Regions from separate parts of the Mus musculus genome. Here region 2 is linked to region 1. A link is a loop called in an ENCODE intact Hi-C map of the cell type or tissue named here. Cell type or tissue: left cerebral cortex. All regions are shown on one strand. Each heading gives the region's core, and the rest is flanking DNA. Links, peaks and the distances in the headings are about the cores only. Region 1 overlaps Igsf21 (immunoglobulin superfamily, member 21). Region 2 overlaps Gm1667 (a long non-coding RNA gene).

Region 1 (4,390 bases), core at 182-4,181:
AAAATGGCATCAGATCCTATTACAGATGGTTGTGAGCCACCATGTGGTTGCTAGGCATTGAACTCAGGACCTCTGGAAGAGCAGTCAGTGCTCTTAACTTCTGAGGCATCTCTCCAGCCTTCTAAATTGTATCTTATGGGGCATGCAACCTTGTTGCTTTTCTGTGTTAGTTTTGCTGCTGTAACAAAATACCTGAGTCAATCACCTTAAACAAAAGTAGGGCTCTTCTGGACTCATTGTTTCAGAAATTTCAGGTGGTAGAGTTTGGCCCTGCTCTCTCAGGCCTGTGACAGAATGTGGGTGGCAAGGAGAAGCAGAATAACCCAGAAACGATAAGTGAGGAAGAGGCAGGTCTTGTTCTCCCCTTTAAGGATATACCGTAAATAACTTAAAGACTGCTCACCGGGACCCACCTCTTAAAGCTCATCCACTGGGTTGGGGAGATGGTTTAGTAGATTAAAGTGCTTTCTGAGTTTGATTCCCAAACCCCACATGAAGTGCTAGCTGGATACAGTAGAATGCATCTAATCCCTGTGGTGAGAGGAGAGGTGGAGACAGGAGAGTCACTGGGAAGCTGTGGGTCAGCTAGCACAGGGGCAGGGACCACAAGAAGGAAAGTACTGATTCAGTGTGGTAGAAGAAGAGATTCCACTACCTCTGAAAGATGCTCTTTGGCCTACATACATGTGCTGTGGAGGGCACGCGTGCGCACACACACACACACACACACACACACACACACACACACACACACACACACACACTTGCTCTATCTCTCCGTGACACTCTATCTCTGTCTCCCTCCACCCACATACATATATATTTTTTTTTTAAAATCTTTTAACTTGGTGTAGCACCAGTTTGGGGTTGGAGCCTTTAACGCAGAGCCCCATTTTTTGTCACTACCTTGCCATTCCTTTGTCCATACCACCAGACCACGAGCCATTGTGTGGATCTGGCTGTGAGTGTTATCCCGCCATGTGGGCATCTTTATCTGTCTGACCACTGATGGTCGCTTGTGTTGCTTTAGGCTCTCACCATTAGCCAGGCAGCCGCAATGCATCCATGGGTATCTGCTTTCGTTTCTCCTGTGTGCTCACAGAGGGACAACATGGCTGGGTGTGCTCAACCTTCCTAACACTGCCACCCTTTAACACAGTTCCTCACATTGTGGAAACCTCCACCCATAAAATTATTTTTGTTGCTACTTCATAACTGTAATTTTGCTACTGTTATGAATTGTAATGTAAATATTTGATGCTCACAATATCTGATTCTGATATGCCACCCCCGCAAATGGGTTGTTCAACTCCCCGAAGGGGTCGCGACCCACAGGTTGAGAACCACTGCTCTAAAGGGCTCCGATAAGTACCCCTTCCCTCGCCTCAGTGCCTTTTTGGCCTTTATTTTTTGTGTTTAAAAATGTCATCACATTTATTTATTTATTGTATGTGCATTGGTGTGCATAAGCATAGACATGGCGTGACACACGTGTAGAGGTCAGATGACAAGCAGTGGGGGTCAGTTTTCTTTCACCGTAAGTAGGTTCTGGGAGTCAGATTCGGGTTGTCCAGCTCGGCAGCAAACACCTTTACCTGGTGAGTCAGTTTCCCAATCCTCTCAGATTTAATTATGTTCAAAGTGTATTATTTTGGGTGTGAGTGGATGTACACATATAGGCGTGTGATTTGTGGCATGTATTGGTGGCTAGGGGACAACATTGTGGAGTCATTTCTCTTTTCCCAGGGGTTGAGCTCAGACGAGCGCATGCGTACGTGGAGATGTGTACTATCATGCCTTTACCTGCTGAGCCAGCTCCTCTGATTGAGCTCTGCCGTTCTACGTAGGCCACTCGTGAGCCTCCTAAAAGCATCTCTTCTGCACACCTGTCCTGGGCATCCAACCTGCTTCCCTAGCTAAGGTGCTCATTGGCAGTGAGCTTTACACCAGAACTCCAAATCCAGCAGGCAGCAGGGGTGCAGCATGGGTGGAAAGGCTCCTGGGCCGTGGGTGAACCCTAGTGGTGGAGTATAAACTTTTCAGGCCCCGATACAGCAGTACCAACCAGACAAAACAGATTGGGAAAGTGGTAGGGAGTGGTTTGTCACTGAGATGCAAGCCGGTTCCTCTGGTCCCCTCTTCCCCATTCCTTGCATTGGTAGGGTACATACATTCAGGGACAGACAGACTTCTTCCTTCCTTCCATCATGGGCCTCTCCTTCGAACAGGACCTCTCTTTTCTGTTCTCCTCTCTTCCCTCCACCCCCCTTCCCCAGCCCATCCAGTCTGCTCCACCTGCATCCTGCTGCCATGGTGATCTCCTAACCGTGGGGATGCAACCCATCCCTCCCCACACTTGCAGCCCACTCCAGGCTTCCTTTGTAAGGATCAAGTCCAGTGTAGCTGCAAGCTCAGATCTGGCTCAGGCCCAAAAAGGAGGAAGGAGGGAACAGATGGAGGGAAGAAAATGGCGTGTGGCCTCATGTCTCGTGCCAAAATCCAGCAATCAAATGAGGAGACTCTTCAGGACCAAACTTGTATAATGCACTCTATTTAAACGGCATTTTGTAATTCAAACGTCTTCATTTATACACTCGAGGCACCTCGTTGCGGGCTAAGAGTGCGGATTCAGGTAGCAATGGGTCCTCTGAGGCCGCACTTTAATGAAGAGATGAAAGTACCTTTTCATTTGGACAGCATTGTTTGCATGGAAACCAAGCCTCTGAGGGGCTGGGAAGAGTTCTTTCTTGCAAGTAGGTTAAACACACCCCCTGCAATCTTATGAGCTGAGAGCCTGCTGGGCTCAGCTGTCCCTCACCCCTGCTGGAAAGAGACCAAGTGTGGGGTTATGAAGTTTGTCCAGCTCTTGAAGCCACCGGGCTGCCTCCAATGGCTGCTCTGCTGCCTCCTCTGCAGCCCCCCGTGTCTCCCTCAAACACCTGTTTCCCTCTCAGTTCAGAGTCATGCCCACTGGTGCTGATGCTTGCTTTGCCTTGGCAGAGCTAATAAAAATGGCCGTAAAGTCTCTGGCAGCCTTGGGTGCTGTTGGACATTTGCTAATAAGAGCTGCTTACTCCTTGTAGGAAAGCTAAAGGTGAAGTGCGGTTCCTGCCCTGTGTCTCGTCTCGTGTTTGTGCCTGTGCAATTGGAAGAGTTTGGCCCGGGACTGGGAATAATTTAATATGGGCCAGTCGTCCAGATGTGCACTTGCTCAGCCAGCCCCAGCTGTTCCCTGTCCCTAGCTGTCTTCCTAGCCTTCTATCTTCCGCTTAGAGGCAACCTCCCTCATAGTCCCTTTCAATGTCCCAAGCCTGGGAGACAGACTAGTTACTGGTGGGAGAATTGGGCCCCCGGGAGGTATCTGGGGACAACAGGAAAGGATACTGACAACTTGGCTGGGGGTGGGCTCCTCAGTGGAAGACCCCGCTTGGTGCTGGATACATTGATCAACCTTAGGCAAGCACAGAAATCCCCCTGGGAGCCTGCCAGCCAAAGGTGGGCCAAGGCATCTCACAGGCTCTGCAGGGGGTGGGGGTGGGGAGCTGAGGCTACAGCTGGCCAGTGCACATACCTGGGGTCTCCTGTTCTTGGTTCTCCCTGTGATCTGGGACTTTCCTTCTGTTGAAATTTGCCCATAAAACAGGCTAGGTGGTTCCAGGTGGGGGCTTCTCCAACCCCCAAACCGGAAGGTAGAACTTGCATATGCTTGGACCATAGCAGGTGCCAATGGACAGAATTAAAGGACAGATGTCACAGCCCTTCAGGGTTCCCCTCAACCACGGGGGCTGTCAGAAAGCTAATCACACACACAAACATTCACACACTCACACACGCATACACACACACACATTCACGACAGCCTCTATCCTGCTCTCTGGAGCCTCTCTGTTCCTAGCCACTTCTGCTAGCTTCAATGCCTCCCTGACTTTCATTCCCCCTAGAGATGGACTTAGAGTCAAGCCTAGTCTAGAAGAAACACAGACTCTGGACCCAGGCCAAGGGCAGCATGTGTCATCTGACTTGATGAAAGTCACCTGCAGTGGTGATACTTGAGTCACCCTCAAGCACTGTGTGGGCACATCCCTGAGCCACTTGGTAACAAAGAGGGAAGTTGAACTCCCAGAAGACAGGACAGAACAGTCTAGAATTAAAAATGGCGACGGCCTTACACCTACACACACCTCTTGTGACGCACCTCAATTTTCTCTTTCAGAAAGCCCTTTGCAAAAGCCCGCTGGAGAAGGGTGGATTCACAAAGGTGACATGGGGGGAGGGGCAGATGAAGGAAGAGGCTGTCCCTGGAGTTGAGAAGACATCTCAGTGTTTTTTGCCTTGCAAGAACCTAAGTTCAAGTTCCAGAATCCAGAACCCAGAATCCATGTGAAAATGG
Region 2 (4,390 bases), core at 229-4,228, 150 kb before region 1:
GAGGCCTTACCCTCTTTGGTTTGGCGTCATCATATTTTTAAATACAATTTAATTTTTACTTTTTAGAAGTACTGGCTGGACATTGTGAGTGGGTAGGTGTGTGTGAGTGTGTAGGTGTGTGAATGTGTAGGTGTATTGTGAGAGTGTGTAGGTGTGTGTGAGTGTGTAGGTGTGTGTCTTTGTGTGTGTAGGTGTGTGTGAGTGTGTAGGTGTGAGTGAGTGTGTGAGTTTGTAGGTGTGTGTGTGAGTGTGTAGGTGTGTGTCTTTGTGTGTGTAGGTGTGTGTGAGTGTGTAGGTGTGAGTGAGTGTGTGAGTTTGTAGGTGTGTGTGTGAGTGTGTAGGTGTGTTTATGTGTAGGTGTGTGTGAATGTATAGGTGTGTGTGTGTAGGTGTGTGTCTGTGTATGTGTAGGTATGTGTAGCTATGCGTGAATGTGTAGGTGTGTATCTGTATGTGTGTAGGTGTGTGTGGGGGTGTCTGGGTGAGTATGTAGGTGTGTGTGTGTGAAAGTATAGGTGTGTGAGTGTGTAGGTGTGTGTGTGTGTGTATGTGTACACCATTATGCAAGTGCTGGGGATGGAACTCAGGTCCTCATGTCTGTACAGAAGGCACGCTGCCATCCGAGCCATGTCTCCAGCTCCCGCAATTTGTTGGTATTTTATCTGGAATACTGGGACCCACGTAGAAGTATGAGCTTAAATTAAATCAGCATCTTTCACTGGCCTTGTCTAGTTTGGGTGTCCAAGTTAACACAGTCTCAACACAGAATGAAACAGCCTGGAGCTGGTTCTGTCGGTGAAGTACTTCCCTTGCAACTAGGAGGCTCTGAGTTCCCATCTTCAGGACATGCACAAAAGCTGCGCCCTACAGTGCATGCCTATAGTCCTGGTGCTGGGGATACTGAGGCAGGGGCTTGCTGGTCAGCCAGCAGAGTCAGATTCTCAAGCTTCAAGTCCCTCGTCCTAAAAAATAGGGTGAACAAGTCAGGAAAGACATTTGATATCTATATTTGGCCTCCTTGAATGTTCACACACACACACACACACCCCTGCACACATACCAGTCTACAAACAGGAACACACAGAGACAAACAGACACACACACACAAGCACATTCAAATGCACACACTCACATGCACATACACACACACACACACACACACACGCATGCACATAAGCACGAACAAACACAGACACTTACAGAGACATACACAGACATGCACACAGTCACACTCACATATGTACACACATGAACGCACTCAGACACACATGCACACTCATGCACACGTGTGTGGGCACGCATATACACACACCATTTGTTCACTGTCCCCTTCCCCAAACAAAAGAAAGCTCCAAGTTTAGCAGCCACTGTGCTGGGGCTCTGATGAGAAAGAGGACAGACACACCTTGAATGGAGGAGGTAGAAGCGGCCAAGGAGACTCTGGACTTCCCCCAAGGCTGGGATAAAGATGCTGTTGTGCAATGCCAAACAGGGACTCAGAACTTCAAGACCTTGAGTTACCTCAGCAAGGAGGCAGACCTGTGACAGGGAAGGACAGCAATCCTGCTCTCTATGACCTGGGCCTGTCCTGGGAACGATGCAGCCCTCCTTACTTGGCAGGAGGATGTGGGCTTGGATGAGGTTCATAGCCACCCCTGTGGGCTGGGCTGTTCAGACCCGGAAACCCTGTCTTAAGCTTTGGAAGTAAACGGGAGATCTCCATAGCAGAGACTATTTCATGCCTGTGGTGTTTTGACTGGCCTGGATATCAGTGTACCGCGTGCGTGCAGTACCTCTAGAGGCCAGAGGAGGGCGTTGGATCCCCGGGAACTGGAGTTACAGATGGTTGTGAGCTGCGCTGTGGGTGCTGGAAACTGAACCGGAGTCGGGTACAAGAGCAGCCAGGGCACTTAACCACCGAGTCATCTCTCTGGCTCTAGTTTTGAGACAGGGTCTTTCCGCTCAACCTGGAACTCACTGGTTTAGTCAGGCAGGCTGCTCATTATGCCCCAAGGATTCTCCTATCTTAGTCTCCCCAGAGCTGGGATTCGGAGTTTGCGTTGTCACACCCGCCCTGCCTTTTACTTTTACAGAGCTGGGGCTCGGAACTCAACTCAGCTGGCGCCTGTAGGAAGCACTCCCTGCACGGAGCTGTCTCCCATCCTCCCACAGTACTGTCTCCTGCTGTTTTCTTTGCTTCTTTTCTATTTATTTGTGCCCCTTTGTAGCCCAGGAACTCCAGCAGGAAGCACGCCCAGCTTCCTTCATCTCAGCGGCAGCTTTAAACAGCCCCCGCCCCCACCCACCCAACAAGCGCACTCCGTAAGCCCCCGGTGGAGCTGAACAGACAAACGTCCTCTCAGTGAGCTCAAAGCCGGTTTCTGACTGAGGCTTTCAAGAAAAGAACCGCTCAGATGTGGAGAGATTAGCGGCGAGGAGGATGCGGCGCGCTCTCTTGTTCAACATTTATTCCAACCTCCTTCACGCGTGCCTTTTTATACCAAGAAGCCAGGAAAAGAAAACCAATTTCCCTATAACCCTCTTGCAAGGAAGACTTTCAGATGCGATTCAGTCTTCCCCAACCAGAGTCACACGAACAGGACTGGGCTTGGAAAGAGTTTAAATAGGAAGAGAAATGGGGTGCGCGCTTCTCTTTTTACTGGCTTGGTATGCTTAAGGAGCTTCCCAATTTGTTGGTTTCCTTGGTAACGGTGGAGGGGACCCAGAAGGATTCTGGGGACTGGAGGTTTTCCCTAAGGCTCAGCTCACAGCCTGCTTCTCCCGTCTCGAAGGTTTGAGGGCTGCTAATGCTCCTTTGCTAGGCAAAACTCCTTCTGTTTAAACTACGGAGGCGGAGGCGCCTTCCATTCTCTCCGATGCAATCTCAGAAGGTTTTTAGAGATGGGGATGCCTGTATTTGGTTATCGATCTGATTCAGAGCCAGCCATCGAGGGCAGTGTCTCGGAGTTGGAGTGCTTGCCTCTTATGCACAAGGCCCTGGAGTCCAACCGCGGGAAAACAGGGAAAATCCACGCAGTGCATTCAACGGAAGGGAGAACCCTACTGCAAAGAGACTAGGACTTAGAGTCAGGTGACCACTACCAAGGGCTTGATGACCATCAAAGCAAGGGTGAGGAGTATGGGGCTGGGGAGATGGTTCAGGAGACAAAGTGATTGACATGTAAGCCTGACAGCTGGAGTTCAGACCCCCAAAGCCCACGGTAGATGCAACCGTGCAGACATATGTAATCCCTACTGGGGAACCGGAATCAGACACAGGGCAATCCTCAGTAGCCTAGCACACACACCGGCAGAGAGACGGTCTCAAACAAGGTGAAGAGGTGAGAGTTGACACCCTGTCCTCTGACCCCAACATACATGCTGGCTTTGCTGATGACATCACACTCTGCCTGGGCACAGAAGGGGCGTGTCCTGAGCCCTTGTCTGCTAAACTCCTTTTCACCATAATGGCCTACAGAGAAGTGGAGCTCTTCACAATGACCTGGCCCGGAGCTCTGAATGGCCCAAGATGCAGAGACAGGTGACCCCTGGCCACGTCCGTCCTCACACCTATAGAAAGAAGCACACACAGATTCATAAGTTGGAGGAGGGAGGGACATGGCCCACAGTTCTTTGTGATGGATAACTCAGGCCTCATCAGAGATCCAGGGGGCATCTGAAGCTGCCTTAGACTAAGCCCTTGTCTGCTCTCCACAGGCAGCACTGAAAATCGGTTGTGCTCTTTGACCCTGAAGGCTGCCTAACCATAGTGCAGCTGGCCTCCCAGGTCCCACAGGCCTCTTTTATTTTTCATTAATTAATTAATTAATTAATTAATTAATTAATTAATTCACTTTACATCCTGATCACAGCACCCTCTTCCCAGCCCCCCCCCACACACAGCCCCTCCCTCCACTCCTCCTTCCCCTTCTCTGAGAAGGGGGAAGTGCCCCTGGGTATCACCCCACCCTGGCACATCAAGTCACTGCAGGACTAGGAGCATCCTCTCCCACTGAGGCCAGACAAGGTGGCTCAGTTAGGGGAATGGAATCCACGGGCAGGCAACAGATTCAGGGATAACCCCCTGCTCTAGTTGTTAGAGGACCTGCATGAAGATCAAGCTGCACATTGCTACATATGTGTACTCGGGGAGGGGCCCAAGGGCCAGTCCATGTTTGCTCTTTGGTTGGTGGTTCAGTCTCTGGGAGTCCCCGAAGGTCCAGGTTAGTTGACTCTGTTGGTCTTCCTACAGACTTCTTTTTTGTTGTTGTTTTTTTGTTTTTTGTTTTTGTTTTTTTTTTGACAGGGTTTCTCTGTGTAGCCCTGGCTGTCCTGGAGCTCACTTTGTAGACCAGACTGGCCTCGAACTCAGAAATCCGCCTGCCTCTGC

Evidence for each region. A loop is a pair of places that touch in the nucleus more often than their neighbours do. Peaks named below come from ENCODE experiments on the same cell type or tissue, not always from the same donor. Only the 100,000 strongest peaks of a DNase experiment are listed, where the experiment ranks them.
Region 2: it touches region 1 in a loop (2.7-fold over the local background); 2 of 42 quality-filtered maps call a loop at or near these places.

What each region holds. Positions count from the first base shown.
Region 1 is chr4:140,074,617-140,079,006 of GRCm38, forward strand. All of the region lies in intron 3 of Igsf21 (immunoglobulin superfamily, member 21), which reads right to left. Among named protein-coding and RNA genes, the nearest start is that of Gm52685, 6.7 kb to the left of the region's middle. In left cerebral cortex, for the core only: a CTCF peak has its summit at 2,016; DNase peaks (open chromatin) are centred at 2,001, 2,421 and 2,806; H3K27ac peaks cover 1,440 bases.
Region 2 is chr4:139,923,651-139,928,040 of GRCm38, forward strand. All of the region lies in intron 3 of Gm1667 (a long non-coding RNA gene), which reads left to right. 4933427I22Rik (RIKEN cDNA 4933427I22 gene) reads right to left here. Exons shown (of 3, transcript NR_045159.1): 3 at 2,461-3,570. Among named protein-coding and RNA genes, the nearest start is that of Gm1667, 15 kb to the left of the region's middle. In left cerebral cortex, for the core only: a CTCF peak has its summit at 1,805 (motif pointing right); DNase peaks (open chromatin) are centred at 2,163 and 2,698; H3K4me3 peaks cover 802 bases; H3K27ac peaks cover 1,697 bases.